7 separate regions of the Homo sapiens genome follow, and all the other regions are linked to region 4. Evidence: chromatin loops called from intact Hi-C (ENCODE). Cell type or tissue: IMR-90. All regions are shown on one strand. Each heading gives the region's core, and the rest is flanking DNA. Links, peaks and the distances in the headings are about the cores only. Region 1 overlaps JARID2 (jumonji and AT-rich interaction domain containing 2). Region 2 overlaps LOC101928331 (a long non-coding RNA gene). Region 3 overlaps JARID2 (jumonji and AT-rich interaction domain containing 2). Region 4 has its middle 74 kb from the start of LINC01108. Region 5 has its middle 16 kb from the start of RNF182. Region 6 overlaps LOC101928354 (a long non-coding RNA gene). Region 7 overlaps JARID2 (jumonji and AT-rich interaction domain containing 2).

Region 1 (4,493 bases), core at 213-4,212, 1.2 Mb before region 4:
AATGCCTGCTTTATGGTACTTCTGGAGATGGAGCCCTAGTGGTCCACAGCCTCATTTCTTGCTTTACACATAAACTGATGGAACACTTTGTTTATGCAAAAAACCGCAGGATATTAAATATTTGCAGCACTTGTCTTAATTAAGTTACATAGGAAGCTATTTAGAATAAACATTTGCCATAGCCGGAATTTGCGTAAAGAAATCTTTTGTTAGTTGAATTCCCCTCAAGATGAAACATTATGATGTTTTGCTTGGTCAGTGGTACAAGCAAAAGAGTAGTGGTGTCACAAAACCTGAGTTTAGTTCACCTAACTTGTCACCTAGGGCAAGCTGGGTCTTTTTTTCTTAGGTGGTTTTTTTAAGGACTATTTTAAAAAGGGAAGCTAAGGCTCTCTCTAGCTCCAAGCTTCTGTGATCTTTGACCTCCTCTTAAAAAAACAAGTGGTACCTGAATGTAGTAATTTCTGTAATAAATCTTTTGGATCTATCATTTCGTAAGAGTAGATGAAAAGTCCTGATTATTTTGGAGAAGTAAAATCTAAATCTCCAAACTGTCAGTATTGCTAAAGATTTCTAGCGCCAACTTTCTAACTGCCAGTAAAACAGCAAAATATACTGACTTTTAAAGTGCTAGTACTACCACCTAGCACTTTAGAAGGTGGAGGGGAAGGTGAAAAATTCATTCATATATATTTTAGAAAGATATCACAATTCCAAAAATCCACTCCCCTACTCCCTTAAAGATTAAATAGTAGCAATACAATCTGTAATCTGCATTTCCTTCCACTTAGCCCTTCCAATGAGGAGTAACTCATTTAGGCAACACGTTAACTTACTTCAGAACTGTGAGTCACCCTTAGGAACGCTGACATAACTACTTAAAAATATATTCATCAGCTCTATCCATGAAGAAGCCAGCCCAAGGACAAGGCAAGCCTTGCAAATCCAAACATCACCACCACATCAGGAAGACACCATTCTTGCTCGCAGACACTTCACTCCCTTGGAATACTAAAGTGGAAAACAGGCATCAGAGAGAAAGGTGAATCTTTTTTTTTTTTAATTCCAGGGAAGGATTAGGGGGGTAGGAAAGAGGAGGAAAAAAATTAAAAAATCGAAGATAATAGCACTAAATATCTACAAGATATGAACTTTTTCCCAAATAAAACATGACTTGGTGCATATAAATCTCAGGTAGCTGGTGACATCCTGCACAAACAGTATGAAAAGTAATATGCAGTACAGTTTTTTATTCAATTAATAAAATTATTCAATTATGTTTCTTGAAATCTTCTATGGCATCCTGAAATGTCAGAGAACCAAGACTGCCTGAAAATCATGACTGTCATGATCAAGGAAACATCTGACATTGACTTCTTTTGTGTTCTAGAAAGCAACCGTGTCAAATTTGAGAGGGATCATCATTAATCAACAATTAAAGTGGCAACAAAGCCCTTTTGTTCTGTCAGTCACAAATGACACAGTTATAGTTTACCACCTATGGAAGGCTGTCTGCGCCGCCATCCCCACACGGCATAACCCCGTTGTTATGAGGGATACAACTCCAAGCCCAGGAGGGAAGAGCCACAAATACTCTTCTCGTCAAAGACTGCTGGTCTCAGGACAGTCTCAAGCAAAAAGCAGATAGATCTTAAGGCAGAAGGGACTACATAAAGACAGTAAGAGTCAGAGTAACACATGCAAGTAGCTACAGAATCCAGCCAGGATCTGGCCAAAATAATTTCTAATAGGCTGTTGTAGTTACAAGGAGTGAACAAATTATCTAAGTACATTCAGTTTTAAAAGCCTAGAAGAGCGAGTTAAAATGTTAATTTGCCTTTCTACTATCTCTCGATGGGATTCCCTATTTAGTTTTTAAAATATCATTTCAACAAAAACCCTAGCAGTCTCTCAATTTTAGATTACTCAACACCCAACTGCAAATTGCCAGAACTCTCCTGGCAATGGGCATGTTTGGAAAGGCAAAGGGAATGACCCTGTGAGGCGAGAATCCTGTTTTACTTCCTTTTTTTTTTTTCAAAATGCAAGAGAAATATAAGAAGAAATTGTATTCTACAATGCTATACAGCTTATTAAAAAATAAAAATCCAGGCCAGGCGTGGGGGATCACCTGAGGTCAGGAGTTTGAGACCAGCCTGACTAACATGGTCTCTACTAAAAATATAAAAATTAGCTGGGCGTGGTAGCAGGCGCCTGTAATCCCAGATACTCAGGAGGCTGAGGCAGGAGAATCACTTGAACCCAGGAGGTGGAGGTTGCAGTGAGCCGAGACCGTGCCATTGCACTCCAGGCTGGGCAACAAGAGCAAAACTCCATCTCAAAAATAAAATAAAATAAAATAAAAATAAATAAATAAAGAAAATCCAGTGGAATGCTTCTAAGATAGCTGCAGAAACTTCCCACCAGAAATATCATACCAGATGGAGTTGTGCGGTAGGTGAGGTCCTAACCATCCATTCAGCACACGACAGACCAAAGCACAAAGGCGGCACTCAGAGTGTCCTCTAAGTCCCAGAAGGACCAGAGTGGGCTCTGGCATCTTACATGTCCTCCCTCTCATGCAGTAAGTTCACTAACAGAAATTTTCTTCATTTAAAGGGTAACAAATAGAAAAGGGATCCCAGGCAATTTCCCCACCCACTGCAAATCTTATGAAGTAGCCAGCATGCACCAATAGATGGCAATAGCGAGTCTTTACACTCCAGCTGTGGGATCACCCCTAAGGGGAAAAAAAGGAATGCTAAATTATGACAAGCACTAGTATTAGCCAATTTTTAGGACCTGCACTAAAATCTGGTGCCAGTTAAGAACCCAGCCACTATTTACAGAAAGTAGGTCTATCAACGCTATTAGTAATACCATCTCACCCCTCCAACTCATTACACCCCAAAGTTCTTGTATGGAAAACATCTAGGAATATACAATCCAGCTATTTTAGATCCCAAGAAACATGGCTAGAGATAAAACACACAGCATCTAGCCTTTTTTGGTGAGTATCAGAAAACCTACATTTTCTGATTATCACATTTTCTGAGTATCAGAAAACCCACAACATCTAGCCTTTTTTGATAAGTATCAGAAAACCCACATTTTGGGGCTCTGACAGAAATTTATTTAGTTGCCTGGACCTTAATCATTTGTGATTTTCAAAGTATGGGGCATTACTTAAACTATCACCAACAAAAATGCGGAGTGAAGTCTGCTCTGTAAGAAAAGGATTCACTATAACTGACACATTGTCTCTGACAACATTTGTTAAAAATGCCTAAGATAAGGAAACACAATCATAATTTAAAAAATCTGCTAATAGCTAATGAACTTTAGGAAAACTAATTCTCCTCCACCTTCTGACTGTTTGAGCTCTCTGATGCTGAAACAACGGCACATTCTCCCACTTAAAAACCGGAGCTATTACAGACACAGTGTCTGAGCATCTATGTCACTGGCTGTAGTAACAGTTCTAGAAGACACATTAGTGGAATAAAAATTTAAATACAACCCAAAGAAACTGTGCCAATGGAAAGTGGGCAACAGGGCAAGGTGAGCAAATCAACTTCCTTTCTAACAATACCCAGAATATCCCTTAAGCAGCCTTAAATTTTTCCCAACATTCAACACTGCACATGGTACCATATTTCAGGCCACAAAACAGAAACCAAATGGCATCACTGAATCAAACCAAAGGGAGGGACCTGAGGGGCTGGGAGGCAGGATGCAAAGGGGTCAGCCCAAACCTTCCAACTCACAATATTCTACCTCGATTACAATCTTAATAACCATTCCATGACCTCAGACACCTCGCCTCAGTACAACATGAAAGTCCTCCCAGTTTTTATCAGCCAAGGACCAGTCCGCTGTTGCAAGCTGTGAATCCACCTGATGTCAAGAATGTGCACTAAATTGAAAGAGGTCACATATGTAGACAGCGGCAGTGGACAACAGATGAGCAGTGAGTATCTGCAGGACATACATGTTCATCTAATTGCGTACGGCTTAAATGAACCCTCAAAGGGTCGGACGAGAATATCTTCTGACTACATCTCAAGTCAAAACGTTTCCAAGAAGGTAAAGTCATTCTCTCTGATTCACAAGGGGTCTTGATGTCAAGTATGTTATCTGTGTTTCAGGCACGGAACCAACAACACTCTGCTAAAGGTACAGCATTGCTGGTTTAACACATGTGCCTCAGAGTTCCTTTCCAGAGACAACATGCTTGCATTTGCTGTGACATTATAAAAGTACTCTATGGGTTTTTAAGGCTTTGAGCCAAGCCAGTAGCAGAAACTCCCAGGGGTGAGACTGGGAAGAATGAGGAAATCAAAACAAGCCCTTCTCCTCATCCAATGAAGCTGGCTTGTTACCCCTCTTCTTTAGCATTTTAACTCCATGACAATTTCTGATCCCCACTCAGTTTCCGGAAACATCCTGAGAAAAGAAGTCCAATCTCTTAAACAGGACTCAAGATAAAAACA
Region 2 (4,493 bases), core at 179-4,178, 250 kb before region 4:
AGGGAAGTCCCTGCATGGACACTGCCAGCTTCATTGCACTTCTGCCTCTATGCTTTTTCCTGAACCTTCTCCACCTCTGGAACGTACTTCAGGTAAGGCACCTGTGCCTGATCCTTGTGATGTCTTCTTGCATCTGTTATTCCTCTGCTTATTCACCTCAGGGGATCCCCTCTCTCAGAGACATTTGTTCTGTCAAAGAATTTACTAAGCATTCACAAACTAGTAGGAAGATAGCTTTTCTTTAAGAAATCTCTTGGCAGGCAGACCCCGCCCCCCAAATCATACAAATCATGCCCAGGACATCCCTATGTCAGAACTCACCAGGAACCAAAGGGTTCCCTTTCCTTATTTATAAGTCAATGTTAGAGCCAACTCACTTTTTAGAGGTGTAAAAACTGAGATCTAAGGAGGTTAAGTAGAGCTATGCCTGAAATTTCACAACTAGTTTGTGAAGAACCAAGCTTAGGATCCAGGAGTCCTGACATTCCACTAGCACTCTTTCCATTCTGTCATGGAGTCTTAAGAGCCAATACCAGTATGCATTCTCAACCCATGGAAGAGACAGACACTTAAGTGAGTGTGTGTATATAAATGTGCTGTGTGTGATGATTTTTTCCTGCCAGGCTTGTCATTTCCCTTTACCACCCAACAATTTTTATTTCTTAGAGCATGTAACATTGTTTTGGTCTCCACAGTATTTCCACTACAGCATGGCATTTGCTGGGTGTATTAGTCTGTTCTCACATTGCTATAAAGAACTACCTGAGACTGGGTAATTTACAAAGAAAAGAGGTTTAATTGGCTCCTGATTCTGCAGGCTGCACAGGGAGCATGGCTGGGAGGCCTCAGGAAACTGACAATCATCAGTAGAAGATGAAGAGGAAGGAGGCGCATCTTACATGGCCAGAGAAGGAGGAAGAATAAGAAGGGGTAAGTGCTACACCCTTCTAAACAACTAGATCACGTGAGAACTCACTGTTGTGAGAATAGCAGGGGGAAAATCTGCCCCCAGGATCAAATCACCTCCCACCAGACCCCTCCTCCAACATTGGGGATTACAATTTGCCATGAGATTTGGATGGGGACACAGAGCTAAACCATATCAGTAGGTGACTAGTTAGTAGTTTTTTTCTTTTACACAAAAGCTAGTGTTGACATAAATTATCATAGCATCAAAGATACCTAGAAATAAACCAATCAAAATATGTACAGGATATCAAAGTCAGGTCTAAATATTATTGAAAGAAATTGAAGAAGACCTAAATAAATTAAAAAATACATCACTTTTATGAACTGGAAGGATCTCATCACTGTAAATAAGTCAAACCTCTCCAAATTGATCTACAGAATCAATATAATGCCAATCTAAATCCCAGGAAGGTGTTTTGAGGAAATTGACAGGCCTATTCAAAAACTAATACAGATATGTCAAGTCTTAACAGTAACAGAGACAACCTTGAAGAAAAATGAAGTGGGAAGATATCGTGACTCACTTTTAAAAGTGCACCAAGTAAAACAGAGTCGTATTGGTCATGGGATAGAAAAATGGACCAATAAAAAGAATTGAAAATCTGGAAACAGATCCACACATATATGTATACTTGATTTGATTTATGACATAGGGAATCATGGGGAAAGGCTAAGCCCTTAATAAATGACACTGGTTCAATTACATATTCATATGGAAAAAAAATCTTGATCCCTATCACACACTATACACAAATACCATTCCAAATGTGAAAGGCAAAACAATAAATCTTCTAGAGGGTTTGGCAAACTTTTTCTGTAAAGAGCCAGAGAATAAACATTCTGGGCTTTGTGTGCCATAAGGTCTGTTGTAGCACAAAAGTAGTCATGGGTGATGTGTAAATGAATGAGCATGACTGTATCCCAATAAAACTTTATTTACAAAAACAGTTGGCAGAATGGATTTGGATCACAGTCCATAGTTTGCCAACCCCTGTTCTAGAAGTTAACATGGGAGAATATCTTTATGATCTTAGAAGATTTTTAAATAGTCACAAAATGTCCTAATCAAAAAGGCAAAGATACATTGTGGTCCTTTAATTTTAAGACGTTCTGTTCACCCCAAAATACCATTAAAGTACCGAAGAGGCAACCCACATAGTGGGAGAAATTATTTGCAACACATATAACGCATGTCCAGGATAAGTGAAAACTACAAATTAATAAGGAAGACAAATAACCCAGTGCCATGTTCAGGCACTTCACCAAAGGTAGCCAAATTGCCAATTAACATTTCCAAAGGTACTCAACTTTATCAGTCTTCAGGAAAATAAAAATTAAAACCACAATGACATGCTACTACACACCTATTGGAACAATCATAATTTAAAAGCCTGACAATACCAAATGTTAGCAAGGATTTTGAACATACACACTGTTGGTGGAAGCGTAAACTGGCACATTTCCACTTTGGAAAACTCTTTGGCAAGGTTCCTCTAACGCTGAGTACTACATGCATACTTTCTGACTCAGCAATTCCACTTGCAGATATGTACTCCCACAGAAATATACACAAAAGACATGTATAAGAATGTTTGTGGCAGCATTATTCATAATAACCTCAAATTTTAAACAACCTAAATGTCCATTAAAGGGACAGTTGAATGGGTAAATAACTCATAGTATATTTATAGAATGGAAAACTATTCAGCAGTAAAAATACATGAACTCCTATTACATGCAAATCTACTAAAACTTTCAAATGTAACAGTAAGTGAAAGTCACCAGACCTGAAAGAATACAGAATGTATCATTCTAATTATATGTGGCTCAAATGCAAATAAAACTAACCTATGGCGTTATAAGTCAGGACAGTGGTAACCTTTGGAGAGAAGGAAGAGCATGATAAATTGGAGGGAATATTCAGTGGGTTTCTTGGGTGCTGATAATGCTCTATTCTTTAACCTGAGTGGCACTTACACAGGTACATTCATTTTGTGATAGCTCACTGGACTATATACTTATGCTCTATGTACTTTTCTGTATATATGCAGTACTTCATTTAAAGGTTTTAGAAATCTATCGAAGAAAAAAAAAAAGCCACTGCCTCCTGTTCCAACTATATGTTTCAATCCCCAGAGCAGGTCAGACACAATAGCTGTAGAGATGCTTAGGTAGCACTGAAACGCTACTGGACAAAGGCACATGGCTTACAAGTGTTCACACAGTCTCCTTCCACTGGCTCAAAGACCCAGCTGGCTCTAATACATTAAACTTAAAAGGTCACCAGGCCTGGTGACCACCTCACAGAAGGAATAGATTCTAGATGCACCCAGAGAAGTTCGTCTCAGAACTATCAGGTCAGGAAAATGAGGTTGTGAAGTCAGAACTGTAAAGCAATTCTGTTGTTCTAGCAACTGCCTTACGTTGGTCTCTTTCCTGCTCCTATTCTCTGTTAAATCTTGTAAAAGTCTTTACTCACAGGACAAGTGGCTCTCTATACTAGGTGGCTTAGATTTAGGTTTCCCTAAAGATGGGATGGATTGATTGCATATATTTGGAGCTCTATTGCTTTTTAATACCCAATAGCAAAGAATCCTATTCCTGAATCCTAGAACTTCAACCTTCATAAGACAGCGAAAGCGAATTTTGACCCTCCCAATCAAAGTAGAAGAATATTTATTCCGTCTCCTTCATATTTTCCTCTTCTCATCCTTGAAATCTTAATTAAAACTTCCTAAATTCATTTCCTCTAAGTATACCACAGTAGCCAGAACCCTTATTGGCATTGAGAATTTTCTTTGGCGGAGGTATAATTGCTCCTCTGTCAGTGTCCGGTGGAAGCTAACCTGAGTGGCATGTTTTCATAAGCTTTGGTGGTTGAGAGAATGCCACCAGGATGGCAAGCAGGGGATGTGTCAAACACCTCACCTTGAAAGGAGCACAGGCCTTGAAGTCAGACAGACTGAAGCTCCAACACAGTGCCCAACACTCACTAGATGCTCGACCTTAAACAAATTACTTAATGTAGTTTAGAATCAGTTCCTAAATTATAAAATAAATAAAATAGTGTTTATCAGAATGGCATAAAGTAAGAAGAGGAGGAGGAAGAGGAGGAGGAGGAAGAAAGAAGAACATAAATAGCACTTGCTGTGTGCCTGGCATTGTTCTGTGTGCTATGTACATGTTGACTCATTTCTATGTAATTGTCACAGCAATCCTAGAACACAGGCTCTGTTCATATCACCAGTTTATAAATGAGGAGCCAAGGCATAGAGAGGTGAAGTAACTTGCCTGAGGTCAGATGGCTACAAAGTGGTGGAGGGAGGACACTGATCCAAGCAGTCTGGCCACAGGGTCCACGTTCTTAGGCACAACACCCAATTGGTTTCTTGCCCCTAAAGTAGAGGCAATAAAGCATGGATTACTCACTTCAAGTAATGCTTCTTCCATCCCCTTTCTCACAAAGTTCAATGGCATATCTAATTTTTAGGTTTAGAAAGAGAGAAATTAAGAAGATCCTCGTA
Region 3 (4,493 bases), core at 66-4,065, 1.3 Mb before region 4:
AATGTAAATCCCTTCCCTCTAGATTCTGTGCTAATTGGTGAGGATCAAGAAAGGGAATCAGTGTTTAAAAGCCTCAGATGTCTCAGTGTTCCCACAAATCCGTGGACCCTACCCTTCCCTAACACCGCTGTCCAAATACCAGAGTGCTATGTCTCTCATATTCTATCTCAAATAAGAGTGTAAGGCCTTTGGTTCCATCCATTCTGGCTTCTCGGGGGCACCTGAGTTCATGGCTAGCAATGCTACAGGGAAGTAAATTTTCAACACAGCTGAATTCTATATATCACTATCTTCAATGGCAAAAGGAACACCTTGTTTACATCTTTCTGAAAACCTAAATACTGAATTATTGGCAAGGTATACATTCAAATAACTTGCTTTATGAGAGAAATGAGTTGCAATATTTTCCTTCTTATTATAGGAGTTATCTTCAACAGTATCCACCCAGATATCACACACGCATGCCCATATAACAAGCTCAAAGACTAGATGGATCTCACCCACAACACAGACCAGCGAAGTTCAAACAATTACGAAGACTGAAAAAGGCAAGTGTCACTGGCCATCTTCCTCCTCGAAACCCAGAGGGTCCGTGTTCTATGCCCACCACGAGAGGCCACAGGGGAGCTGAAAAGCTAACATAGGAAGCCCCTTAAGCTGCTCCATGTGTCCTAAAAGGGAGAAATAAAACAGAACCAACAACCCAGCCAGCACCACCATTGTGGGGAAACCTGGGACCCACCAATCTAACAAAAGGACACCCCTTTTCCTGGCCTGGACTTGTCTATAAGGAGCCAACACTTAATCAGTACAAAAGGAAACAGAAGAATGGAGGAAGGCATTGTCTTACCTTGTTACCGAAGGTCTCCCTCAACCCACCTCTGTATCAATTAAAACCACACAGCCCCAGTTATGCAGCCAGTGCACTACAAGGAAGGCCACCGCTGCACGTCCTGAGGGATTCCACAGAAGAGCACACACAGGAAGTCATCTGAACTCACTGAAGAATTAGCGCCGACGTGGGCTACAGCAGGACCCTCCATTGAATGACAATACATTTCAGCTGAGCAGCTTTATACATAAGTGCTTGAAGTTACTCCTTCTCTCAGCTCTGTTGTGGATTTCTGGCTTCTCAGCCCATTGCCCCCAGCCCCCAACCCAGCTCTGCAGAAAGTGAGGTGTCTGCAGCGTGTGCTCCTTGGCCCACAGCCATCCGTCACCTGTATCTCAGGTGATCCCAGGCACACGGCCATGAGATATTAAAGCAATCCCTCCTAGTCATAAGAGAATGGTTTCAATTTAACAGGCAAGGTTGAGAGCATTTTCAAGTTACGTTCGGCCAGATGAGTACTGGCAACAATACCTCATTCTTCTTGCAGAAGGGATATAAGGTGAGAGATATGAAAGTCCAGGACATCAAACGTTCCTACCTGACTTTGTTCTTAATAACAGAAATTCCATCTTAAAAACTGTACCCAATCCACACTCTGTGTGCTTGCTTTAAGAATATAAAATCTCTCCCCTCCATCCTTATGGGTTTTTCTCCACCCCACCACCGACACACACAATATTTAAATCAACTCAGTATGATGACAGATGAAAAGGAGAAACATGCACTTCCAAGGCAGAGCAGAAGATGAGAAATGACTCTGATGTTTTTGGTTAACTAAGCAAAAATGTTTTAGTCGTTCAAGATTATGACGCTGTCCTCAGTTCAACCTCAGATTCACTGGCAAGTTCTTCTTCTCCACGAGAGGGAGCCGTTGAGCCGAGGCCTCTGCCAGCCTTTCAAAACAGAACCAGAGGCCCAGAGAGAGAAACAGTTGGTGGCTGGGGGTAGTCCATTTGCACTTTAAAACTTGAATCAAAAACAAAGAGCCTAAACAGAAGCGAAATGCACTGGACAGACAGTGAGTTATGGAAGGGGAGGAGCAGCCTGCTCAAACACTGACCGCAGCAGCAGATGGGCAGGAGCCTCCTAGCCAAGGCCAAGGCCAAGGCAAATGTGCTCTAAAAGAGATGCCTGGGTTCCACTGGGCAATCTAGATGTACCTATAACCTCTCCTCCCACTGAAGGCAATGTAACTGAGTCACAAATACCCCACCACCAGCAAGTGCAATTCAAATGACAAAATAATGTCATGAGAAGAAAACCTTTAACTTTTTTAAAAACTAATATGATTTTCTATGTTTCCTTCTCAATAGCCGTATTTTCCAGAACTTTAAAAGAATATTCTCAATTCCTTGGCCCTCTCTGAATCTTACTAGGGCAGGATTTTTCTGCAAGGCTTGTACATTTTCATATGAAAACCTCTTCAGTGACAGTAGCCTATAGCTCAATGGAAGGTCCTGCAAAACCAGTGGGATTAGCCAGTTGATCATTTTCTTCTCACACTCAGCCTCAGCGTAAGAAATGAGAATCACATGTGGCCACATCTGGTTCAATATCCTGGCTTACAAACCACACAAATTTCTACACAAGTACAAAACCTGCTCATGACTCTCTTGGAAAACTAATACTTCAAAACCCTTGCTAGAAATAAAGCTCGTCTGTTGGACTATCCTAAACTTGTTACTTTCTGTCACTGCATGTAAGCAGAAGTACTACTGCAGGAAAGCAACAGAAAAACACCATTTGCTCCTTGGTGAGACCCTTACCATACAACCAAATTATTACCCAGGGGCACTCCCAGCCCCATGACAATGCAATGTTATACAGGCATGTGCATTCCATGACAAAGACAGCTCATTTGGTATAATCGAGAGTAAACGGCCGGGGCCAGAGCCCTCTCACCAAGAAAAAGGCTTAGGTGAAGTACGCACTGGTGTGTTCTAACTCTCGGGTTCTAGGGACTCCATAAATCGCACACACTATCAAATGGCATTGCCCAGTTCGCACGAGGGGAAGTGGTTTTAGACTTGGAAGACAGGTGCATGCACCCACACAGTTCATTATAGCAAGCAGAGCAAAGGCACTTCTCGGCAGCACCCCCTAAAAATTACATTCCTCCACATTTCAATACAGTCACATTTATGCTTTTAAGCTGAACAATAACAAAAAAAAATCCACATATCATATTTGAAATGAAAGATCAGAGTATCCTCTGGGCCCATATCTTTCATGCAGTTGAAAAGATGAAAGGTCACAGTCTAATCACTTGTATCAAGCAGTCACAAGGGAATCTACAATTTGCTTTTACTGACCTTATTTTCAGAGTACTTAACTAATAGGATCTGAGGGTTTGAAAATTTTCCTTTTATTTCTCACAATGTCCCTGGTATAAGGAGTTGGCCAGACTGGCTCCAAAGGAATAATAGGGCCCAGGAAGGTTAAATATCACATCTCAAGTCTCATTGAAGGTCAGAGTCAGAGCCAAATTAGAATCTGGAGCCATGGGTCAACCCATCTGGGCTGGTTAGACTGGAACAGGGAAGGAGGAGGAGAGGGAAGAGGGAGAAAGTGGGGAAAGGGTGACAGGAGAGGATCCCCGTCAACACCTGCAGGATGCCCTGCATGAGCACATGGCGCTCCCTGCAAGGACTCTACCCTGAGCCCCGGAAGCAGCTGAAACTCCTGCACTAACTCAGAGGACAGAGGCCGGCTGTGTGAGGGGCACCCCAGGACCTCTTTCCTGCACCTAAGATCCTGCACAGGGAACAGGTCACACGAACACGCCATGGAGCATGGGGGCAGGCAGGGCCATCCCAGGCTAAGGCAGTACTTTCTGTTCCTCCTCAGCTCTTTCCTCTGTCCAACTGTACTAATTCCTCTCATCCCCTTACAAATGAAAACCTTGAACTGAATGAAGGCCAAGTGCTGAGAGTGAGCTCTGACCAGCTGAGATGACAGGCGTATCCCACGCATCCCTATTCGTGACCGTGCAAGAGGATGTGCGCACCCGTGTCTGTCCGTGCATGAGAACATGAACAGTCACATGTACATGACTCAGGTCCTCTGCCACCCTTCATTCCTGCCTCGCCATCCCAAGGATGGGTTCTCAGGGCAGAAAGGCAAGATCTGGAAGCTCACCTGGATATGGCCTCCAGTTCTGATGTGGCCCATGAGAATTTTACCACAAGTAAACTAAAAAAACTCAAAAAAGCATAGTGGGATGAATAGAAGATAAACAAAAACAACTTAACCCTACTCTAGGATTCTGGGAAAGGAGACAGGATGCAGTCACATGGTGTAATCACTGTCTTTCTGTCTTTCTCCCTGGGTTGCTTCTAATTCTGTTCTCTTTCATGAGCAAAAACCTTACACATTGGAGAGTTCTGTACAATTCTCCATCAGACCAACAGCATTGGGAACAGCGGGGGAGTGAAGAATCACAGACCCAGGACCAAAGCTCGGTGCCTCCCTGGGCTTTGTGCCTCCAGTGCTGACAATCCGGGGCCCAATGGTTAAGAGACGCCAGGTGAGCACATGGTGTGGCCCAATTCCACACCGTGGCTGTTGTCTCTGGGAAAACTGAGGTCTGTTTTGGCCAACA
Region 4 (4,493 bases), core at 189-4,188:
CCAGTCAGTGTTTGTTCCTGCTTCCTGGATCCCCCACCTTCTCCAATCACTGGGTGATTCTGGAGGCTGGAAAGTCCAAGGTCAAGGTGCTAGCAGATTCAGTGTCTGAGGAGGGCCTGTTCTTCACAGATGGCACCTTCCACAGGTTCTCTCATGGTGGAAGAGGCAAGGCAGCTTCCTTCGATCTCTTTTATAAAAGCACTAATCTCATTCATGAGGGCTCCACCTTCATGACTTCATCGCTTTCCAGAAGTCCCACCTCTTAATACTGTCATATTGGGTATTAGCGTTCACAAACAAATTCTGGGGGGACATCAACATTCAGGCCATAGCAGGTTTCTCAGGGCCCAAAGAACAAAGCTCTTCAAGGAGGATTCAGCTGCATTTGGGGTTGGTGCCCTTGGGAGTGGCAGATGTGCACATGCTGGCTCTTCTGCGGATGCTTTTCTGGGTTTTCTCAATCCTCTTCCCCTGTTGTTGCCAGTTCACCAGCTGCAGCTCTGGGACATGGGTAGCCCCTGTTAGCTGGCACTCACTCGTCACCCTCAGGTCCTGGCATGTGCTGCTCACCTCGCCCCTGTGGGGGGATGTGGGTCCACCCTGCCTCTAGGGAGACTTAGTGCATGTATAACTCACTGGCTCTTGGAAGAAGAGGTGGCTCCAAATACCTCCTTCTCTCGCCACTGCAAACAGCCGTCTGCTTTGCAGGTTGCATCTGTCCTTACACCTCCCAAACTCCAGGAGACACCTAAAGCTCTTCAGGGAGTTCTCTGGAGCCCAAGTCATTTATCTTGAGGTAGGTGGAGAAGCAAAACATATAGACACCTCTCTAAAAAGAAAGACCCACTGCTGGCCTCTCCTGCATCCTTAGCCTCCTATCGTATCACCCCAAGGCGAGGCTGGTGTCGGTCCCTTAACAACACCCCAGAGAGGGTCTATACCTCACTTGAGAATGGGGGTGGGAGTTGTTTGACCCATATATTGTTCTGTGTTGGGGTCTCAGCAGAAATTCCAGCAGTCACGAACACAGAGTCCCTTTGAGTGTCCTGTTAGGGGCTGGAGTAGGCTGGGGGCATCTTTGGATATTACCTGGAGGGCAGCCCAGTGTGAAAGGCCTGACTACCAGGGAATGGAATCCGGGCTTCGTGGTGTAGACAATGGGCAGGCAAGGTGTGTTTCTCTTTCCTTTTCACATGTAGGTAAGTGCAGCCCCAGTTGCTGGACTTGCCTTCACATCCACGGACCTGCCCTTTCCCAGGGTCAGCTGGGTTCAAAGGGCTCTCAGAACGTTTTCTTTAAAGGAAAAATGGAGAGTGGCAAACGCGTGCCTAGGTGGGAGCAGGGAGTAGAGGGGGGCGGTTTAGATAGCAGTAAGGGGACATCAGACCAGCTACAAGCCAACAAGGAAAAAAGTGACGTAAGGAAAAAAATCCCAGGGAGCAGAGAGAAAAGTAGACTCCCCAATGCCTCGCAGTAAATGAGGACGCCTGGCGCCTGCGGCGAGGTCAACTGAGGTCAGACGAGCTTATCTCTCCTGTCCCGGGAATTAAGGGCATCCTGGGGACAGCTGCAGAGCAGGAGGCTCCCCGTGCCCTCCTCTTCCTAAGCAAGTCAGGATCCCAAGAGGCGCGTGCGGGGAGGCCCCTCCGAAGGGCTGCTGGCTTGTGTCTTCCACCAGCGCAAAGGGAAGCTATCGGTTGCTTCTGCAGTGAGGCAAGCTCAGCCGGACGCCCAGAAGAGAGACGAGGTGTCGCTGTCGGGGTGTCTGCCTGCCTCTTTAGGATCAATTATTAGCGTACAGATCCTAAAACAAAACAAAACAAAACACTCCTGAAAACATCGACTTGCCTCAGTGACAGGCCCCAAGTTCGGGACGCCAGGAGACGCCAGCGGGGCTGTGAAGTGCAAATCGCCCCGAGGCAACCCGAGAACGGGAGGACTGTCACCAGCCCGCCAGGAGAGTGCGATGCCCCGGTCCGTTCCGGAGCAGGGAAACTTTTGCGGGAGGCTGCGCTGGCACCGGCCGCCTGGCGCGGCTCGCGCGGACCCGGGCGACGGGACACGCAGCGCGGCACTGCCACCTTGTGGGCATCGGCGGCAGCGGCGCGGCGGGGCGAAGCCGGCGAGGCGAGCGACCCGCGGCTCGGAGCCCGACGCCGGCCAGCGAACGCCCGCAGGAACGCGCCGGCCGAGCGGGAGCCCGCGGGGGCGGGGCGCGCGGCTCCGGTCACGTGGGTTAGCAACAGGCAGCAGCCAATGAGAACGCGAGTCAGGTGGTGCGTGCGCCCGCCGCGCGCGGGAGGTAAGGGGCCCGGGAGGAGGCGTGGGCGCGCCACGGGCCCGGTGGGACCGCGGGTGGGGAAGTCCAGAAAGCTTGCTCTTCCCTGTCAGGAGCCGCCTGCCGCAGGCGGGATGAACGAGAGCTGTAAAATGGGACTGTCCCATTCCCACGCTCCACGGCTGCGACCCCTGTACGGGGCAGTGGGCGGCGGCGCGGGTAGGAAGCAGGCGGGGAGCGACGCGGAGAGCCCGATTTGTCCCTCCTCCAGCCACTTGTTGCTTATCCATGGGCCTGGGACTGCCATTTGGATCCACACAGGGGAATTAAAACAAAAAGAATAATGAGGCTCCTGGCCGTGGCGGGGTGCGCATTGGCCCTCTTGCCCTGCGTGTAGCAGGTGGAGGAGACAGGCTCCATCCTTAGAGCTTCCCAGAGCCCAGGGTTGGCCTGAAGACACCAAAGCAGAGGACAGCCAGGAATTGGGTCAGAAAGAAAAAGCTTCGTTGGTTTTAATTATTTTAAATAGAAAAGCCACATCCAAAAGTACCAATAATGATTTTTACAGTAAACCCACTATGTTGACATAAACCAGCCCACCCCTGAACGCACAGAAGACCGTAGCACAAACCGTGAGAGGCGTATTGAAGGACTGGGGCAAAATCAGGACCGACAGGCAAGCGTGGTTTCCATCAGGGTCTTACTCCTCTGGCTTCCTAGTTTAGGCAGATTTCACCCTGTTAATAGGGTCCGTGGATCGGTCTCTCTTTCTCTCCTCTCTCTCTAGCTCTCTATCTCTCTCCCTTTCCACCTCGTGTTTCATTCCTTTGAAACAAATCCAGGGAGCAGATGGCCTCAGAAGGGTATCTAATCCATGCCTGGCCTCGAGGCACGTACTATAAGCTGTGATACCGTGCTAAGGTGTTATTATAGAGACAAAAATATCTCAGACTGCAGGATCTAGCCATCCTATTCTTAAAGTTCCCTAGGGAAAGATGTTGTACAATATTCTTTGATAACCTACTACAAATGCTAACCACTTTAAGTACAATATAAGAACCTTCTGATCCTAGGTTTTATTTGTTTCTATTTAAACTCATTCAGGGTCAGGCTACCCAGAGGGCAGTTGAACACCTGTCCGGTGGCTTATGGGAATGCCTTGCACGATGTGCACTTCCCTCCACCAGGATCAGTGTGTCTGCTGACACTGGGGACCATGCCTGAGACATAGGTACAATTGGGCTGTGCCAGGGCAGCTCAGAGAAAGTGATCCACTCTGATTCAGACCCTGCCAGCTGAGTTACTTACTTCCCTTACTTCCTTTTTTTTGAGATGGAGTTTCGCTCTTTTTGCTCAGGTTGGAGTGCAATGGTGCAATCTTGGCCTACTGCAACCTCCGCCTCCCAGGTTCAAGTGCTTCTCCTGCCTCAGCCTCCCGAGTAGCTGGGATTACAGGTGCCCACCAGCATGCCTGGCTAATTTTGTATTTTCAGTAGAGACGAAGTTTCACCATGTTGGCCAAGCTGGTCTTGAACTCGGATCTCCAGTAATCTACCCGCCTCCGTCTCCCAAAGTGCTGGGATTACAGGCATGAGCCACCGCACCCGGCCACTTGCTTCTTTTAGAGAGCAGGCTTTGTGCACCTACCAGTGTTGAAATACACTACCTTAATGGTTATGCTTCTCCAAATTTGATATAGTATTTGATTTTTAAATGTACCATACTCTTGAGTTCCTGACCAGTACACTGTTTGAAGGATGTCACAAGGACGTGCATTTGAAAGTCTGAATCCACAAATATGTATTGTGCTCTAATTGCCAGGCCTGGGCTTAGATACTGGGGATACAGCATTGCAGCAGGGAATTTGCAGAATGAAATGGAACCGTGAAGAAAGGAAATGAAAATAAATCACCCTGTTTCCATAGTCACCTCCCCCACACTAGTGGACTATTCTCTCTTAATCGGCTCCCTCAAACTCCTGCCTCTAGGACCTTCATTCTCTCTGACTTCTTTGATCATGGAGCAGTAAGATCACCATATGTTGGATATTGTTAAATAACATGATATGTTGGGAAAAGTCATGCACTAGGAATGAAAAAAAAACATACAGCTAGCTTCAGCCCTGGCTCTGCCACTTGACAAAATCCATAACTTTCTACAAAACTTTAAGATCTGAATCTTGGAATCTTAGTTTCCTAATCCCTAGAATGGAATA
Region 5 (4,493 bases), core at 338-4,337, 300 kb after region 4:
GATTATGGATTCTTTTTTTAAAAACAACTTTTTTGAGATATAATTCACATGCCATACAATTCACCCACTTTAAGTGTATAACTCAATGGTTTTCAGTATATTTACAGAGTTGGAAAACCATGAGCACAATCAATTTCAGAACGTTTTTTATCACCTCAAAAAAATACCCTATACCCTTTAGCTATCACCTTCTGATCCTCCTACACTTTGCCCCCAGCCCTAGGCAACCACTAATCTGCTTTCCATGTCTACAGATTTGCCTACTCTGGAGATTTCATATAAATGGAATGATACAATATGTGGTCTCTTGTGGCTGGCTTCTTTCACTCAGCATCATGTTTTCAAGGTTCATAAATGTTGTAGTGTGAATCAGTATTTCATTCATGACATTGTATGAATATACCCATTCAACAGTTGATGGACATTTGGGTTGTTCCCACATTTTAGCTATTATGAGTAATCCTGCTATGAACAGTCATGTACAAGTTTTTGTGTGGACATGCTTTTTCATTTTCTTTGGGTATAAACCTAGAAGTAGAATTTCATAGGTAATTCTACGTTAAATCATTTGAGGAACCACTAGACTGTTTTCCAAACTGGCTGCGTTTTTTTTTCATTCTCACCAGCAGTGTATGAGGGTTCCAATTTTCTACATCTTTACCAACATTTGTTTTCTGACTTTTAGATTCTAGCCATCTTACTTGGTGTGAAGTAGTATCTCATTTTGGTTTTGATTTGCATTTCCCCAGTGACTAATGATGTTGAGCATTTTTGCATGTGCTTATTGGCCATTTGTAAGCTTTGGATTCTTATAAACTATCTATTCCTGATGCTTCAGGAGACCTTATACAGTCAGAGACACCCACAGTAGATCCAGATCCTAGATTTCTATGAGAGTTTGAGGATCCTGTTCACCATATCTTGGCCCTTACAATGTGAGGCTATTAGCCAACTTCTTTTTTATTTTATTTTAAGTTCTGGGGTACATGTGCAGGATGTGCAGGTTTGTTACACAGGTAAATGTGTGCCATGGTAGTTTGCTGCACCTATCAACCCATCACCTAAATGTTAAGCCCAGCATGTATCAGCTCTTTTTTCTGATGCTCTCCCTCTCCCCACCCTCTACCACACAGGCCCCAGTGTGTGTTGTTCTCCTGCCTATGTGCGTGTGTTCTCATTGTTCAGCTCCCACTTATAGGTGAGAACATGTGTTGTTTGGTTTTCTGTTCCTGTGTTAGTTTGCTGAGGATAGCCAAGTGCTTGATGTTACACCACTCAAGGGAAACTGGAAGAGTAGGATATTCCATCTTGAATTTGATCAGGCCCCTGTTTAGCTTCCATTTCTACTCTGGCTTCTTTCATTTCTATGAAAACCTGAAAACCCTAAGACATCCCTTTTATTCCAGTGTCTTCCAGAAGTTCCAATTATCATAATTTGGATTTTCTTAAATTTTTCTGCTGCTTTCTATCTTTTTTCTATGTGTAGAACCTCTCACTGTAAAGTCTTCAAGGTTGTGGAACATGTGTATCACTCCTTATGCACATGGTAGTGATCTGTACCTACTGGCTGAGAATGTGATCCAAGTCTTACCACATTCTAAGAAGCAGCCTCCTTAAAGTAGCTAAAGCTGTTTACACTGGGTTTGTGACTTCAAACAAATTAATTTACTTTTATTTCCTCATTGGCCAAACGAGATTCATAATAACTAGTTTGTAGAGGTCTTGTGAGGAGCAAATAGGATGATGTATATAAAGTATTTACACGGTGCTAAAGAAATAATAAGAACAAAATAAATGTATGTATACCCATCAACCAGTTTATGCCTACCTTAGGTTATCCTGTTAAAAGTCACCTGCAGGTTGACCCTCCAACCCCATGGGGCCAATGGTGCACAGCAGGATTCAAGATATGAGCTGCCCAAGAATACAATTTGCTGAGAGGTTGAAAAATAAGAGCAAGGAACTCCAGACTCCTAGGGACCACGTAGGCAAGGCTGAATTTTCAGGGGAATTTCCACTCCATCATGCTCAGAGATAAAGGAGCCAAGGCAGAAGGCACTGAGCAGTCCAGAGAAGCCCTCAGCCTCATGCCCTTTCTGATTGGCCTTAGGCATTCCTTCAGTGCTACAAGGACACTTCTCCTAAGCCTCAGAAGAAGAATCCAAACACAACAAAGTTCTCCACATCTGAAGAGAAGAGCCATCTAAGACGACTGAATGAAACAATCTCCAGAGATGGGATCTGTTCTCAGCCATGGCTTTCCCTTTCTTGTGGCTTTACAACAGATCCACCTGATAAAGACTGGCTAGAAGGCCTGGGGGTTTAGCTGCCTGGTCACTTGCTGCCATCTATGGGTAGAATATTAAAAGTGACCTAAGGGGAAATTAAAATTTCACACATCCATTCCTGCATTACGTTTAAATGTCGCTCTACAGAAAGTAGCTTGTTGTTTATTCACACTGTTTTTCCTAATTTGCAGAAATATCAGACGGAAGCTTTAGGGTATCTAGAAACCCTACTATAAATATCAAATCTGACTGAGAACTGTGATGCAGATTGTGCTACTGGTTTGAAAAATAAATGGATCCTGATTTCAAGCTCAGTATAGACTTTAAGTGGGAGCAAATTTTGAAAATAGAGATCAAATTAAGAGTTTTTTAGTAACAAAAGTTACTGTTTTAACTAAAAATAAGCTCATCAAAACCTAATAGAGCAGAAAAGGTCCATTTGTCACAGCTGCCATAGAATTAGGATCTTCACAATTATTTTAAATAGTACTTTCTCTCCACAGCTAGAAACTTCTGCATACAGAGACAGAAAAATGGGCTTTAATGAGAAAAGCTCAATTGTGTCCTGAAATATTTATACCAGCTTTGCAAACAAGTATAAAACATTTACCAATGCTGCCTACAAACACTCTCTTGAAAAGGATACAAAATGTAATCTCTGATTCACCAAAACACACACACACACAAAGTTGTTTGATTTATCTGGTCTGCCAATTTTAGATAAATTAGATAACCTAATTTATCTGGTGTGCCAATTTTAGACAAATGTAGATAAAAGTCTAGGGTAGGTCGAATAGAACAATGAAAAGAGAAAATGGCAACTTAACTTGGAGATATGGAGGTAGATGACCTATGCACATAATTCTTAAAACATTCAGCATATTTCTGGTTGTTATAACTATCTCTTAACTAGGTATGAGATCTTAGAAAGTAGAAATTATATTTTATTTATCTTTGTATACCCCACAGCCATTCTATTGCATGAAATTTAGACAATAAATATTTGTAGAAATCTAGTCGATCAAATTTATTTTGTACTACTATGTGCCAGTTGCTGCTCTTGATGCTTGTTCTGGGCATTGTTGCAGGAGGAAGGTAGGAAGGGAGGGAGGAAGGGAATGAGGAAGGGAGGGAGGAGGGGAGGAAGGGAGGGAGGGAAGGAAGGAAGGAAGGAGGGAAGGAAGGAAGGAAGGAAGGAAGGAAGGAAGGAAGGAAGGAAGGAAGGAAGGAAGGTAGGTTGGTTTGTTTCAGTGTGTGTTGAAATGATGAGTTCTAAATTTAGCCATAATATAAGGCAGGAGAAATAGTACTTTGTTGAATAGATAAGCTCAAACAGGATCTTTCGATTTGGCTAATAGTCTGCCTTGGTGCAAGCCTGCATTACCAAGAAAATGCAATGCATAAAAGCTAAACTTAGTTGGTTAAATCCAAGCAGATCAGTTGATTACTTTCAGTTAAGGCAGGTAACAATGTCACCTTTGAGAAAAATAAAAATAGATTCTCATCTATGTTATTGACACTTGTATTTCTAGAACCCAGAAAAGTTCTTGCCACATAATCCTCAACTAATATCTATTGAATGAATATTAATATCATAACCTCCTTCTAGAGGCATTGTCTAGCATACTTGTACAAATAAGGCTTTCAGAGAGATGGAACGACCCTCTCAAGGTTGTTTAACTAGAAACTAGTTGAATTCCAACTGGCATCCCAATGTTTGATTTCTGAGATTCCAAAGTTGGTCATTAGACCAGATCATGTTATACTGCTCAGATCTTGATTCTGGTCTTATTGATGCAAATAAATGCAGAGAAACAAGTATAGTGAATCTATAGCCATGGCACCTGCCTTTGCCGCAGAGCCTCACTCTGTCCACCTTCTGTCTGATGGTATCTGAAGGGTTCCATGATAATCACTGAATTACATAACCACCCAAATGAGATTGTTCTTCCATCTGTTAAGGGCCATCAGAGCCCCCGTGCAATGAATTTCAATTTAAGGAGCTTTATGTTCCATCTGGAGCAAGAGGATTCATTCCTATATAAGAGGAAAAGATCACTGTGATTTTAACCTGGTTTTAATGACAATGACTCAATTCAAATTTAAAATTTTAAATGATGTTTCAATATTGTATGTTTCAGCACACTGAGAGAATCATCTTGCCAACAATTTCCAAAGTCACATTTTCACAGCAGTAAATGCTCA
Region 6 (4,493 bases), core at 100-4,099, 450 kb before region 4:
ATCCAATTCCTTTATACCTATGAGTTCATAAATGATTCTTAAAAAAACAAAGAATCTCATTGGTCACCTTTGGAGGAGTCTAGAAAACTGCCTCATTATTTTGATAACTGATAAATGAAAGAATTGAGCACTTACTTACATTTACCATATGAATTCCACCTCAGGAAAACCAAGTAATTGATTAGGAAGTTTTTCTTTATATAAGTGTGCCAGCTAACAAATAAAAAGTAAATGACAGAAATAGAATATAACATTTTGCAACCCCAAATGAGTAAATGGATCCAGCCCTGGGGTTCTCAGCTTAGCACGGGTCACATTTTGGGTAAGATCATCCTTTTGTGGTGGGGGCTGTTCTGTGCTTTGCAGGACATTCAGCAGCATCCCTGGCCTCTACCCACTGGATTCCGGTAGCATCCAGCATCGCCAGACATTGCCACATGTTCCCTGGGACTGTAAAATCACCTTTGGTTGAGACACTGCCATAGGTGATCATCACCAATGGCGGCTAATCACAAAACGAGGGACAACCAGACTTTATGTCACTCCTGATGGGAGTATATACGACCACCTTTGAAGTTTTTGCCAAAAAAACACAACCAAAAAACCCTAAAAAAAAAAAAAAAACTGATCTGAACTAAGCCTCTATATCTAATTTCATTTTACAGGACAAGAAATATGAGGCACACACGTGTGTGCACACACATGCACACACACAAGGCAACCAGCACTGCAGGAATGCAATCAGCAAAATCCAGACTGTGTCAAATGCTAAGGGCAAATGACATGGTTTATTGAACAAAAATTGCAAGGAAGAAGCAATGATGGGGGCAAGCTATAAATTAAAAGAGTCTTATAATAAGGGGCATAACAACAAATTGCACGGTGTGGCACCTCAATAGGATCCCAATTTAAACAAATTGTTAAAAAATTCTAAGATTCATGAGGAAAGGTAAACTTTGACAGGATATTTGGTGATATTGAGGAATTATTTTTTAAAGATGTTAGTATGGTATTGTGGCTATGTGTTTAAAAAGTCCTCATTCCTTTAGAGACATAGCTGGATAATTATAGATGAAATGATGCGATACCTGGGATTTGCTTTAACATGATCCAGAAAGGTGGTGCACAGATGCACTAAGATTGGTCATGTATTGATAATTAATGAAGGTGGGTGATGGGTCTATCAGGTTCATTGTGCTATTATCGACTTAAACAATGTTGTATTTTTTTTCTTTCTAATTTGGTCTGGAGGTCTCTCTCTGGAGAGTAGTTATTTGGTTGTAGATGTTTACAATGTGCCTTTCACAAGGTACTTCTTTATCCTGGTGGACGGCCTCATGCCTGAGTGTCTCCACCTGTGACCAGGTGTCCCTCTCACAGGAAACTCACTTATACTTGTGCTCTCGTCTGACCTGTGTCTAGCTTATTCCTACTAAGATAGCCACGCTCTAGGAGAGCCCTGAATGGGAAAGAAGTTAGTTAGGTTTGAGTGTGTCAGTCAGGTAAGACCCAGAGGAGGCAAAAGAAAATGCATGAAATAACTGAAGCAGTGTATTATTTACAGATCCTGGAGAGAACAAGACAGCAACCTCAGGGCGAATGGGAAGAGGAGAGCTGTCTGGGACATATGTGCTCGACCAGTGGGTTGGAGACTGGGGAAGGGACTTGTGGGCCAGAGCCTTTGTTGGGATCCAGGGAATTACCCAGATGGGTTTCCCTTGAGGAGTTGTCATTGGTGGATTTAGAGCAAGCAGGCAGGAGTCCCACCAGCTAACGTTATGACTGAGAAGTGGTCGTTGAGTCATATCTGCATAGTCCGCCTGGGGTGCGGGGTCAGGGTGAGTCAAGTGGGCTGTGTCTATATGTCCCATAGGAAGTTGGCTGCCAGGAGGCAGTTGTGTAAGGCAGATACGTGGATTCATCACATTGAGGAACTGGGAGGAGGCAGAGAACTGGAAACTGTTTCACATGCTTCTGGTATGAGAAAGTCCAACTTATATTTAAAATGGATGATGAAACATAATATCTATATATATTTTTCTGAGATGGAGTTTCACTCTTGTTGCCCAGGCTGGAGTGCAATGGCACGATCTCTGCTCACTGCAACCTCCGCCTCCCAGGTTCAAGCGATTTTCCTGCCTCAGCCTCCCGAGTAGCTGGGATTACAGGCATGCGCCACCACACCCGGATAATTTTGTATTTTTTTCTTTTTTAGTAGAGACAGGGTTTCTCCATATTGGGCAGGCTGGTCTTGAACTCCCGACCTCAGGTGATCTGCCCGCCTTGGCCTCCCAAAGCGCTGGGATTACAGGCCACCGCACCCGGCCCCATAAATTTGTAAGACCTTGCTACACTTGTGTTTGACTATTTTCATAATGAAAAGTTAGAAATAAGAATGCACTCTCAGAGAAAGTCCCAACATTAAGAGAAGGTTGTGTTTAGTCCATCCCCTCGGCTTTGCCCCATGGGGACCCACCTGAACACACGCTAGCCAATGTGGGTTCTGTTTTCTGCCCTGGAGCCTGTCTGTAACAGGAAGCTCAGGAGTGAGTAGAGATGAATAGAAGGGTCAGGCCCTGTCCTCATGTTAATTAGCTATTCATCGTAAGGAATGGATTAACTGATTCATGATTTTCATAAATTTATTGGCCCTCCAGTTAATGAAGATCCTAATGCAGTATCTTTTGGCATACATCATTCCTTTGCGGGACTGGCTTGTCCCTTTCGGCAGACTGCCGAGCTTGGCTATGCAGAGAATGACAGCTGCTCACATTTTGGGCTTGAGGGAACTGGTGTGTCCTGTACAGAAGGTGGAAGGAGGCGGGAAACCTGGAGAAACAGGCTGGAAAGGGTAAAAATGTCCCAGTGAATTAATAATGCATGTGCACTTCCAGCACGCAGGCTGGCACTGAGAGGCTTGCTGTTTTCTGTCGACATCTGCACATCAGGATAATGGTTTTGAAGGGTTAACCTAGGGCTACTCTGTCTCTCCTTCCAGCTCCATCATTCTCCTTTTGCCAGCCCCTCCCTCCCCCAAAGCAGCCAGGCCATCTAATGCTTGTTGCCTCAGGGGACGGATGTGGTAGGAGGGAAAGCAAATAGCCTGGGTGCCTTTTGCTGACTTACACGTGTTTCAAAGGACTGCGCCCTTAGGGAGAAATGTCAGAGGATGAGATTGGCTCCCTACACCCGTCCTCATCCTCAAATCTAGATGAGGTTTCCCTGGGGTTAAGAAAGAAGGAAAGACAGTGGGTAAAGCATGATCTTATGGAGAGAGTAGCCTGCATTCTACTTCCTGGAGCTGGCTGCAGAGTCAGACCAGGATGGGGGCGGGGGGCCTCAGCAGACATTGCAGAAACTCCCAAGCCCCAGTGTGGCACAGGCCAGGCCAGGACGATTCCCCCCGCCCTCCACTCATCTGTGCTTAGACTGGTCAGGAGAGCCAGTGGGCCAGGAAGGCAGACAGAGGCAAAGGATGTCTCAGGGGACCTGTGGGCCAAAGGCTGCCTCAGCAGCCACCTGCACAGGCAGGTGGCAGCAAGAACCAGGTGACAGCCCCTTTGACATTGCACTAGGCTGCACTAGGCCCCCCAAGGCCGAGATGCATAGCCATTACATCAAAAACATCCCAGTGGAAGAGAGCAACAGTAGGTAGTTGTACATGATCTCATATACGTACTATCACTCAAGACAAAAACAAAACAAAAAACCACCGAAACCTCAAACCAAAATATACCAAAATATACAAACAGAAAAACCACTCTCTTCCTAAGTAAAAAAACAGACATTCTTTAGCATCCAAATGAACTCAGAAAATTAGAGAAATACAGAATAACACAAAGAAGAAAATGAAATCTACCTATCAGTTTATCAAATATATATCATTTTAATATTTTTATGCCTGTATTGTATAGATGAAAAAAATTGAACTCATACTGTATATGCCTTTTGTATCTTGTTTTATTCACTTAAACAGTGAACATTTTCCTCTTCTATTAAATACGCTTCTCTAAAACACTTTTAAAATTTAGCCAATACCTTGTATTGGTGTTTTAGGTTGTCCCAAGTTTTGTTATGTACATTATGTTTTTATGACAAATAACCCTTGGACATAAATGATTTTGCACATCTCTGTGTTTTTAAGCCATTAAATATAGTCATGTACCATGTAATGATGTGGCAGTTAATGATGGACTGCATATATGATGGTGGTACCATAAAATTATAATACAATATTTTTACTGTACCTTTTCTATGTTTATTTTTTTAATTTATTATTATTATTTTTTGAGACAGAGTCTTGCTCTGTTGCCCAGGCTGGAGTCCAGTGGCGTGATCTCTGCTCACTGCAACCTCCAGCTCCTGGGTTCAAGCAATTCTCATGCCTCAGCCTCCCGAGTAACTGAGATTTTACAATCATGTGCTACCATGCCCAGCTAATTTTTGTGTTTTTAGTAGAGACCGGGTTTTGCCATGTTGGTCAGGCTGGTCTC
Region 7 (4,493 bases), core at 183-4,182, 1.2 Mb before region 4:
AGGCAGAGGTTGGCAGATCACTTGAGGTCAGGAGTTCGAGACCAGTCTGGCCAACATGGTGAAACCCCATCTCTACTAAAAATACAAAAATTAGCCAGTCATGATGGTGGGCGCCTGTAACCCCCGCTACCTGGGAGGATGAGGCATGAGAATTACTTGAACCTGGGAGGTGGAGGTTACAATGAGCGAAGACCGCACCACTACACTCCAGCAGCCTGGGCAACAAAGCGAAACCCTGACTCAAAAAAAAAAAAAAAAAAAGTCTCTTAATCACAACAGCAAAGCTCCAAAAGTTCAAGCATCACAGGTAGCTAGTGGCTACTATATAGGACAGCACAGACACAGAACGTTTCCAACATCACACACAGTTCTAATGGGTAGCAATGACCTATACTGCTGACCATGCTGACCAACATGTCTGCAGCAGTCCCTCATCCCTCTGTCGTCCCCTGTTACAAGCTTAGAACCCCCTCCTCACCACCTCCCCCATAAACAGGGCAAGTCGGACAGAAGGTGAATCCTTTTCAGGGGGCAAATGCAGCAGCAGGCTGACAAATCACCTTAAATTTAGCAGCAGATGGCTCGAGGTGGTAATCAGTCTAGCTTGTAGGGGAGGGGAGAAGGGGAAATAGAGATTGGAACTGTTAAAGAGCCCCAGGCTTATTCAGAAAACTAAAAACTGTAAGGAAAACTTCGTATACAAACGAATATCCCAAAGGGTGATTTTTATTAGAAATGGTTTTAGGCCACCTTAACGTGGCTTGACAGTAAAGGAAGGACAGCAATCATCAACTAATACTCTGGACAAAGTGGCACTAAAACCTAGGCCAAGTTGGACTCACATTTTGCCACCTCCAGACACGCACACACACACACACACACACACACACACACACACACACCACTCTGGGATCACTGCACTGGTGCCTTCACACACCAAAGGACAGGGTCAGTAGCCATGAAGGGCACATTTCCTCCAGAATACTTCTCATTCGCTTCCCTCCACATTCTGCAAAAGCATCCAAATGCTTCCCTGACCCAAAAGCATGATAGAGCCACCAAAGTGGGAGAGCAGGAGCATGCCTTCAACACCCCAAAGCCACTCACCACTGAAACAAAACCAAATGAGACAAAGAGATCTAGTGTTTTGTTTTACATAAGGAGGATGCCAGTGAAGGCATGCCTTGCTCCTAGACACCCAGTTACTGGTAGAACAAGAATTACGATCCAATGTCAGTGCCCATTCCAACATATCAAATTTTTGATGCATTCAATATTGCTTGAGATGGCTACAGTCCAGGAATTCTGGTTTAATATGATTTGACAGATTGCAAAGTGAATGGTTGCATAACACAGCCTTTATCATTTCTAAAAAGCTGCCTAAAATAGATAGGCCTTAAGAATTTTCTTTTGTTGACCCTAACTTAGAGCTTGTTCCCATCGGATGCTCTCCCACAGTCACTTTCTCCCCTCTGTCTGTCTCAGGCCTCCCCACTGACCCAGCTGGCACAGATCTAGCCTCCATTACATGCCACATGCTGGCTCTGAAACTCTCTGCTAGGGCTCCTCAGAGACTTCAGAACCCAATAGTCTGTGGGGTACCCCTCCTATACAAACCTAACACCGACTACGCCTACAGGGCAGCTTTCACCAACACCACTGAGGATGCCTTGCTGGGGAAAACTAGAGAGGCAATCCTTCCTTCCATGCTTGTCAGGGCCGCAGCAGTCTCAGCTCGCCAAGCCCTAGGGTGAGGCCTGATTACAAGACATTGGCATTCAGAACCTAGAAGGGGGCAAACCAACTTGAAAACCGTCCCTTAGGTGTCCTGCTTCATGACAAAGCTACAGCACAAATAGGAAGTCACGGGGTACTGTATATCTACAACCTCAATAATGATCGCCCTTTTAAATGTTTACATTCTTCCAGGCACTAAGAACCTGAAATAAATCAACTGCATTCATCGTAAGAATACCACCTCTGAGGAAAAAAAATTAGTATCCCATTTTCTGAGACGGAAAACAACAAACCAAACAGATGGTGGTATCAAGTTTGTCGGTTTTCTGAACCCTTGGTGGGACCCTGGGACATACTTACAGGGATGACAGTGTGATCCTTCAACAATTTCCACTAGCAGAGCTGGAGGACTGCGGCCTACTGGACCTGAGCTGGCAGGAGGGTAGATGCCCAGCCATTCTCTCCAGGAAATCTCTGATGGTCTGTATTCATGGATCCAAGGACAACCCAGTCTTCCTTCAGTTTTACAGAGCACACATGAGAAGGCCCAGCTTGCGTTCCCAGAGATGACCTGAGCTCTGTCAACAACTGCCTACCCCCACAAAAGGACAGGCAATCCCTTGCACAGAGTTTCTCACAGAGGGGCTAAGAAATCGGCCAGCAGGGATGTCAACATCCACTACCAAGAACAGCCACTTGATGGCAATCTTAACCTATTCCCTTGGAATTCGTCCATAAAGGGAGACCCCAGAAGGCTAGAAGCACCAAGCATGGGCTGCACAACGTGGACAGAGCTAAGAAGGACGTCCCTGCTTGACCTGAGTGTGCGGCAGTGCGGCGATGAACGGATAGAGAACCCCACACCAACAAGCACTGTTGGGTTCTTCTCCATATCTAGGCTTCTCTGGGGACTAGGCAGAAGTGGCTATAGGCTCTGCAGTCAGACAGCTCAGGAGCATGGAAACCTCTCGAGCTCCATGGCGCACTCACATTGGGTTTCTCATCAGACTGAAATGCAAGTGGACAGATGACAACAAATATGAGAATAAATCAAAGGCAAGTTCCTCCTCCTTACTGTGGAAACTTGTTCTCTGAAACAGGGAAGGGCAGGAGGCAGGGGGTGAAAAAAGTGGACTTTCCTTAGAAGGTGGGACACCTGTTGAATAAAGCACTCAAGCACCGCCCTCCTCATTTAAGTTGTCAAAGAAGGAAACTAAAAGCCATGTGCATCTCTAGGAAAAAAGTCTCTCCAGTTAAAAATAGAAATACACTGTAAATTGCTGCACTACACACTTCTATTTTTGGTAGCAGGAAGATGAACTGAAGGGCTCTCTGAAACATCAAAACATCAAAGGGTGGGAGGGGGTCCATACCATCATATTACCATAAAATAGTCCACTGTCTTAGCTAGGATAATGACACGTTTCCACAGAGGGTTCGACCTCACTTTGTGTGGTAGTTTCCCAACTCCTGGCTTCTCCATTTATAAAAAGAGTTCAGGCAGAGTGAAGAGTTTGCCAACATTTTCCTCAGAGGGATTCAGAAAGTGCCAGCTGAGAGCCTTCCAGCTCACCCTTTAAAACTCTGTAACACTTTCCAACTGAGCAAACTGGAAGGCCCTTTCAAATGACACTAGGAACAAAGTCATCTCATGGAGGGTACACTGCTGGGGGAGCCCCTAGGGAACAGATCACTCTAGATGCATTCTTCTAAATTCACTCTCAAAGGAGGCAAGATGCTATTTTTCAAATAAGCATTCAAAAGCATGGGTCCCTTGGTGAAAACCCCAATCACATGGGATGGAAGCAGACTATCAAAAATAACAGTGTTCCAGCCTGGGCAATACAGTGACACCCCATCTCTACCAAAACATTTAAAAATCATCCAGGCGGTGACACGTGCCTATAGTCCCATCCACTCAGGCGGCTGAGGTGGGAGGGTTGCTGGGGGCGGTGCACGCAAGCTGCAGTGAGCTGAGATCGTGTCACTGCACTACAGCCTGGGCAACAGAAAAAATAAAAACAAACAGTTAAATAAATTGATTAAATATAAAAGACAGTTAAATGATTGCAAAATGGAGACCTTGGACTGCCTTCATGTAACACATGGCAGCATAACTTTGAGAGCCATGGAAAGCTAAAAGCAGACTACCACTTCAGAGACCACCAGAAGCTAGCCTGGGAGCCTCCACACGTGGCCTTCCCCGTCACCAAGATGGCAGTACCAAGCATGAACAGGCACCCACCTAACTGCAGAAAGAAAACAGGGACTCAGTTAAGGATTACCCAGATGACAAGGGCAGGGCAGATCACACAGGAAGACAACCTTTCTGTGTATACACAGAAAGAGCTGAACCAGCCATTAGCTCCAAAGCATAAATGAAGCAAGAACACTAGTAACAGGTCAGGGAGAGAAGCTACGGGGTCTGAAAGCATGCGGGGCATAAGTTACCATGAAACACAAGAGACAGCTCTCCTTGGATGTCAATGGCAGGGTACAGGTTTGGCCTTGCCGGTTTATAATCAAGAATGGGATGTCACTGGCGAATATAAAATATTATAAAATATTTATATATTTTATATTATAGTTTGTTGTAGAAAAATTATATATATATATTTTATAATATATTATAAAATAGCTCATGTTTCTCTCCTCATCCCCACACCTCCTTGAACGATAGACTTGTACTGTTTTTATCATCCTTGGGAAAGAAATTATGAAGAAGCTAAATCTGGGACTCTACAGAAACATTTTAA

Evidence for each region. Hi-C counts contacts between places; a loop is a spot of excess contacts. Peaks named below come from ENCODE experiments on the same cell type or tissue, not always from the same donor. Only the 100,000 strongest peaks of a DNase experiment are listed, where the experiment ranks them.
Region 1: it touches region 4 in a loop (5-fold over the local background); 21 of 110 quality-filtered maps call a loop at or near these places.
Region 2: a loop joins it to region 4, with 2.4 times the contacts of the local background. A loop is called at or near these places in 5 of 110 quality-filtered maps.
Region 3: a loop joins it to region 4, with 8 times the contacts of the local background. A loop is called at or near these places in 56 of 110 quality-filtered maps.
Region 5: it touches region 4 in a loop (5-fold over the local background); 4 of 110 quality-filtered maps call a loop at or near these places.
Region 6: it touches region 4 in a loop (2.8-fold over the local background); 7 of 110 quality-filtered maps call a loop at or near these places.
Region 7: a loop joins it to region 4, with 20 times the contacts of the local background. A loop is called at or near these places in 32 of 110 quality-filtered maps.

Annotation. Positions count from the first base shown.
Region 1 is chr6:15,439,656-15,444,148 of GRCh38, reverse strand. All of the region lies in intron 3 of JARID2 (jumonji and AT-rich interaction domain containing 2), which reads right to left. Among named protein-coding and RNA genes, the nearest start is that of DTNBP1-AS1, 100 kb to the left of the region's middle. In IMR-90, for the core only: CTCF peaks have their summits at 927 and 2,704 (motif pointing right); DNase peaks (open chromatin) are centred at 878 and 2,718; H3K27ac peaks cover 453 bases.
Region 2 is chr6:14,456,846-14,461,338 of GRCh38, reverse strand. All of the region lies in intron 1 of LOC101928331 (a long non-coding RNA gene), which reads right to left. It also overlaps a transcript of LOC105374942 not described here. Among named protein-coding and RNA genes, the nearest start is that of LINC01108, 170 kb to the right of the region's middle. In IMR-90, for the core only: no CTCF peak of the experiment used is centred there; a DNase peak (open chromatin) is centred at 2,488; H3K27ac peaks cover 194 bases.
Region 3 is chr6:15,488,833-15,493,325 of GRCh38, reverse strand. All of the region lies in intron 6 of JARID2 (jumonji and AT-rich interaction domain containing 2), which reads right to left. Among named protein-coding and RNA genes, the nearest start is that of DTNBP1-AS1, 55 kb to the left of the region's middle. RefSeq lists an enhancer at 1,135-1,636. In IMR-90, for the core only: a CTCF peak has its summit at 1,755 (motif pointing right); a DNase peak (open chromatin) is centred at 1,755; H3K27ac peaks cover 177 bases.
Region 4 is chr6:14,208,890-14,213,382 of GRCh38, reverse strand. No RefSeq gene overlaps it. Among named protein-coding and RNA genes, the nearest start is that of LINC01108, 74 kb to the left of the region's middle. RefSeq lists an enhancer at 1,659-1,718 and silencers at 1,969-2,408, 3,499-3,548. In IMR-90, for the core only: a CTCF peak has its summit at 2,079 (motif pointing left); a DNase peak (open chromatin) is centred at 2,212; H3K4me3 peaks cover 1,092 bases; H3K27ac peaks cover 848 bases.
Region 5 is chr6:13,906,907-13,911,399 of GRCh38, reverse strand. No RefSeq gene overlaps it. Among named protein-coding and RNA genes, the nearest start is that of RNF182, 16 kb to the left of the region's middle. In IMR-90, for the core only: a CTCF peak has its summit at 2,345; a DNase peak (open chromatin) is centred at 2,319; H3K27me3 peaks cover 345 bases.
Region 6 is chr6:14,663,395-14,667,887 of GRCh38, reverse strand. All of the region lies in intron 1 of LOC101928354 (a long non-coding RNA gene), which reads left to right. LOC102724463 (a long non-coding RNA gene) reads right to left here. Exons shown (of 3, transcript XR_926514.4): 3 at 2,625-2,842. Among named protein-coding and RNA genes, the nearest start is that of LINC01108, 380 kb to the right of the region's middle. In IMR-90, for the core only: no CTCF peak of the experiment used is centred there; a DNase peak (open chromatin) is centred at 1,827; H3K27ac peaks cover 141 bases.
Region 7 is chr6:15,388,449-15,392,941 of GRCh38, reverse strand. All of the region lies in intron 2 of JARID2 (jumonji and AT-rich interaction domain containing 2), which reads right to left. Among named protein-coding and RNA genes, the nearest start is that of JARID2-AS1, 140 kb to the right of the region's middle. RefSeq lists an enhancer at 2,360-2,719. In IMR-90, for the core only: a CTCF peak has its summit at 2,432 (motif pointing right); a DNase peak (open chromatin) is centred at 2,501.